Regions from separate parts of the Homo sapiens genome. Here region 2 is linked to region 1. Evidence: chromatin loops called from intact Hi-C (ENCODE). Cell type or tissue: dorsolateral prefrontal cortex. All regions are shown on one strand.

Region 1 (2,500 bases):
GGAAGTTAGCAGTTTTTGGACTACAGCCCAGGTCTCCTGCCTTGTAATCTGGAATAATCAGTTCTGTTGTATCATTATTTGAGTTCCCACCCAACCCTCTGTGCCAGCCAGACCTTTACAGCAATAATGATGCAAACAAATAGCACAAAATCTTGGTGGCTTACAACCGTGAGCATTTATTCTCATGCTCATGGGGCTGCAGGCTGGCTGTGGCTTGGCTGATCTAGGCTGGACCTGGCTGGGCTGCTCCACTATAGGCTGTAGATTGGGTTCAAGTCTGATCCCTGTGTGTTAATTCTTGAGCCTAGTCTGGTGAAACAGTGGTCACCCTGGGTATCTTCTTCTCCTGTTAGGTCACAAGAGCACAAGAAATCAAGCCAACCGACACATGCCTATTTAAGGCCTCTGCTTGGGTTATGTTCACTGACTTTCCATTTTCCAGAGCAAGCCACATGGCTAAGCTCCCCATCAGTGGAAAGGAGTGATAGGCATCACGGTGGGAGGAGAAGGGAAGCATGTCTGCTGATCGGTAATCTCAATGCCCCTGCTCCCTCCAGGCAAGACCCACATCCAAACACCTGAGGCTTAGGGAAATAAAACTGCAGGCTGGAGAGGAGGGGCCAGCTCCAACAGGCATGGCCAGGGCTGTGGATCCCAAAGGAAAAGAGAGAGGGAAGGGGTGAGAACAGAAACTGACTGGAGGAGCCTTGGAAGCATTTCCTTTTTCATAGGGAGAGGGTCATAAAGACAAAGGAACTGGAAGTGGTACTCAGTTCCCAAGGCCTGGACTCCACAGGTCCCGTCCCCAGGGGCTGGCTGTTCCCTTTCTCTGCCACAGGTCCAGCCTGAGACCACAGAGACTCATTCCACCAGCATCTATTATCAATATCTAATTAAATCTAATTGGGGGGACGGGAAGGGAGAGAGAAAGAACATGCAGTCAACATAACGAATAGGGTCTAGCTATGATTAATCATCCCATGACCACAAGCTGGGCGTGACTCCCAGGCCAGGAGCTAAAACCCAAGGAATCGTTCCTTTGCCGGAATTAACCCGTATGGGTCTTGGGAATCATTGGAGCAGACTCTGCATCATCACTGTGTGGTGTGATGCAAGGGTCATAGACCTCCCTTTCCCTTAAATGTCACAGCACCCAACTCTGCTGAAAGGCCACCGTCACTGGAGCATTCCCTTGGGTTCGGCGTCGCCCTCTGTAGGTAGATTGTGGAATTGCAACATCACATATCACTCTATCCTTCCTTTTGAAGAACTCCTTGTAATTTGCAGTGTTTTCATATCTACTATCCCAGATTCCTCACTAGTCAAACTTGTCAGGTATATATTGCATGCATATTATGTACCAGACACTTTGATGAGCATTGAGATACCACAGTGAACCCAAAAGACCCAGACCCTGCCTACCCCCTGAGAGCCCACTGTCTTCTGGAGAATACAGACATTTAAAAAGCCAATGATTATAGTCTGCGATCAATGCTATGCCAGGGTGCACAGCTCTCACAGGAACACAAAGACAGAACATCGGTCGTTAGAGAGGGCTTCCTGGAGGAGGTGACATCTAATGAGACCTCAGTAATGACTGGGTGTCAGCCAGATGAAGTAATTGGAGGAAGGGTCAGAAGAGGAGAGGGAGTCCATAGTGTGTGGCAGGCAGAGAATATGATTGCAGAGTCATCAAGACCTCATATTTCAAGTGCCCAGCCCAGATGCAGCACACAGTAGGAACTGAGGTGTCAGCTGTCTTTGCCCTTATGTTTATACCTATCAATCAAACTCCCAGCTGCCCTTTGAGTTGGATGGGGCCAGGACTTGCACCCTCATTCATCCATGTGGGGAAATGACACATCAGAGGAAGTGGGACCTGCCCATAGCCACAGAGTGAGCTAGTGGGGGTCTGGCCTTACCCAGGGAGGCTGTGCCCAGTGCAGTCAGGAATACTGATCACAGGGGTCAGAGGGCTTGGGTAATCATGATGGCTCTTCCATTAAACACCTGCTTCTCCTCAACTGGCTGCTTCCTGTCTCTGGCCTTGGAGTCTCCAATTGGAACATGGATGGAAGCAGAACTGAAGGAGCAGGGTCCCTTCCAGCCCTGACGTTCTGAGATGCTAAGACGCCTTGTGAACAAGGATGATTCTGAGGCTGCTGTGAAAAACCGAGCCTGACCCTGACACTCTCCCACCCACCCTGGTTGGGTGGTGGGGATTTCCTCCACCTCTCTCCACTTCCTCTGATGCAGCAGGAAAGAGGGGCAGGTCAAGGTCTCTGGGAGGCAAAGTCACGCCATCTTGGCCAGGTCATCAGCCTGGCATATTGGAAATAAACTACTGTTCAACAAACCATAGTGCCCATTCTAGCACTGCCCACTATTACTGGGTGGCCCAATACAATCTCCTAACCTTTCCAAGCCTCAGTTTCCCCATTTTATATGCAGAAAGTCATTGCCACTTTTCTCCCTCCCAAGGTTCTTTTGAAGATTGACA
Region 2 (2,500 bases), 260 kb before region 1:
TGTGATAGGAGAGACGCCCTAGATTTTTCGCTTCGGAAACTGGTGGATGGTGATGCCGTTCGCTGAGGTGGAGAAGACTAAGGGAGGGGTAGGTTTAGGGAAGAAATGCAGAGCTTTGCTTTGGCCATGTTAAGTCTGAGATGCTTATCAGACATCTCTAGGGAGGGGTCCAGAGCTTCCTAAAATCGAATGATGATGCTTTTGTGTTTAAAATTTCTTGACTGTTCCCCTTGGATATAGCTCAAGCTCCATTGCAGGGCACCCCAGACTTGGCATAGGTCCCTGATTGCCCTCAGCCTCCTCCTCCTGCCTCCCCTCTTCCTGACCCTTCACTGAGCGCCTGATGGGAGTCAGATGGGCCACCCCCAGGCCTTTGCACCTGCTCTCACCTCTACTTGCCATGCCCACTGTCCCTTCCTCACTCTTGAATAGCTCCAGACAAGGGTGCGGGTCACATGACACCTGTCCCCCCCAGCAGAGTGTGAGCCAGGGATGGCATCTCTAGGCTGCAGCCAAGGCCCTGCCAAGGTTTTCTGCAGGTGTTAGTTCTCTACCTGGAGGGATGAAGGGATGAACGAATAAACTGGAGACTTCCCTAAATTAGAGCCTGCGATTTCAGACAGGCTTCACTTCTCTGTCTCCAAAGAACAGGCTTTGCATGACTTGATATTCATAGAGTAAAGAGGGTTGAAGGGGAACGTTGAAAGCACGTAAGGAAATAAACAGCCTTCTTACACCCTCAATTATTTTAGAAGCACCTGCTCCCATATAATTAATGTGCCAATTGAAATGACTATTATAGCCATTACAGCAGGTCCCCCAAGAACCACTACTTGACAATACTTGTTTAGACTCATTTGAGTTACTCTACCACTTTGCAAAATAATAAAATAATAATAATACAACTTCCTTTCTTGAAGAATGGTATCCAATTCAGAAGCCATCCCTCTCATTAATGGGATTCCTGAGGTCTGTGTGCCATGACTGGAAGCAGCCTCAGCCGTGGACGGTTTTGCTAGACATTTTCCACCATTCACCAAAAGAGAGTCCAGCTTGGGAGGGGCATGCAGGGAGGCAGCGTGGGGGAGAAGGGGCCCTTCCTTACACCTGTCTGCTCTGCCGTGCTGAGAGTAGGTGAACCATGCTGCCTGTGTCATCTCAGAGTAGGTGAACCGTGCTGCCTGTGTCATCTCTGCAGGGTGGAAGCTGTTTTCCCTCAAGTCCTCATTTGACGTTGACAGCCTCTGTGTGGATCTGTGCCGCAGCACTACTGCAGACAGATGGCTCCGGCAGGGTGATGATGAGGACAGCCTGAAGCAGCCATGTCCAGAAGCTCCTCTGCCCCCAGGCCATCTCCATCTCTCCCCCACGGAGGAGGCCACAGAGCTTCCCAAAGGGGGATCCAGACCACTCCATCAGCTTAGAGTGAGAAGGCTGGGCTGCTCTAAGGGGACTCAGACAAACCCCTTCCGCCTTACCATATGCAAGACTTGGGGTCAGTTAGTTAACTTCTCTGAGCCTCAATGTCCCCAACCCTAAAATGGACAACTGTACCGGCATCTTGTGATTCCTGTATGGATTCAGTGAGGTGATCTTTGTAACATACCTAGCGCAGCACCTGACCTGAACGCACCGCTACAGCAGTGGCATTCATGATGATATGAGGGAGATGGGAGGAAGGCTTGTCTTACCTGCCACAGGCTCCCCAAGCCAGAGGGATTCAGCGCATTCGAGGGTCCAGTCCTCATACTGCCCATCGCTCAGGGGGAAATCCCTCCAACCCCTAACAGGGTATTTATGGCCTTCAATGGGACCTAACAGAAAGAGCTGAACTTTGTAGTCAGAGAGTTGGGTTTTGAAGTTTGACTCAACCACTATCTAGCAGCAGGACTTTGAGCAAGTTGCTTAACCTCACCTAACCTCAGTCTCCCTGACTCTAGTCCTTCTACCTCCTTCTCTCAAGGCTCTCTGAGGTCTCTGATATCCCCAGAATCTTCACTTATGGGTGCATACTGGGAGAGGAGCCTCGAGGGGCAGGCAGGGGCCAGACAATGCAAAGTCCTGTATGGCAACACCAGGGATATTTGTCTGTATCCTAAGAACCATGGAAAGGCATCACTGATGTGTTTAAAGCAGTGTGGCATGGACAGAGATGCTTTGTATAAGGCCATAAGTTGTGGAGTGGACTTCTGAACCCTATAAAATTCGTTCACATCCTCCCCCTCCTCTCAACTCCCAGGTGTCCCCTGGCCTCACCTTTGAATGTTCACTCAAGGGTGGGGCACTTTCTCTGGACATTTACAGCCACACATGTCTGCTTCTCAGAACAGTCACATAACCCTACTCCTGGGGAATCTGGAACTTTCTGATGCCTGATTTCCACAGAAGCCCCATACTCAACCCCAACTAGCCAGGTTGGCTGGACACTCTGCTTCTTACCCCTTGTCATGATATCATGGCTGCGCAGCTGAGCTTGAGGCAGCACAGAATTCCAGAGCTG

The links. Hi-C counts contacts between places; a loop is a spot of excess contacts. Peaks named below come from ENCODE experiments on the same cell type or tissue, not always from the same donor. Only the 100,000 strongest peaks of a DNase experiment are listed, where the experiment ranks them.
Region 2: it touches region 1 in a loop (2.0-fold over the local background); 1 of 110 quality-filtered maps calls a loop at or near these places.

Annotation. Positions count from the first base shown.
Region 1 is chr1:17,983,407-17,985,906 of GRCh38, reverse strand. No RefSeq gene overlaps it. Among named protein-coding and RNA genes, the nearest start is that of LINC01654, 81 kb to the left of the region's middle. In dorsolateral prefrontal cortex, a CTCF peak has its summit at 1,208 (motif pointing left); a DNase peak (open chromatin) is centred at 1,204; H3K27me3 peaks cover 609 bases.
Region 2 is chr1:18,240,857-18,243,356 of GRCh38, reverse strand. The region is part of intron 2 of IGSF21 (immunoglobin superfamily member 21); the gene reads right to left. Among named protein-coding and RNA genes, the nearest start is that of IGSF21-AS1, 66 kb to the right of the region's middle. In dorsolateral prefrontal cortex, no CTCF peak of the experiment used is centred here; a DNase peak (open chromatin) is centred at 1,242.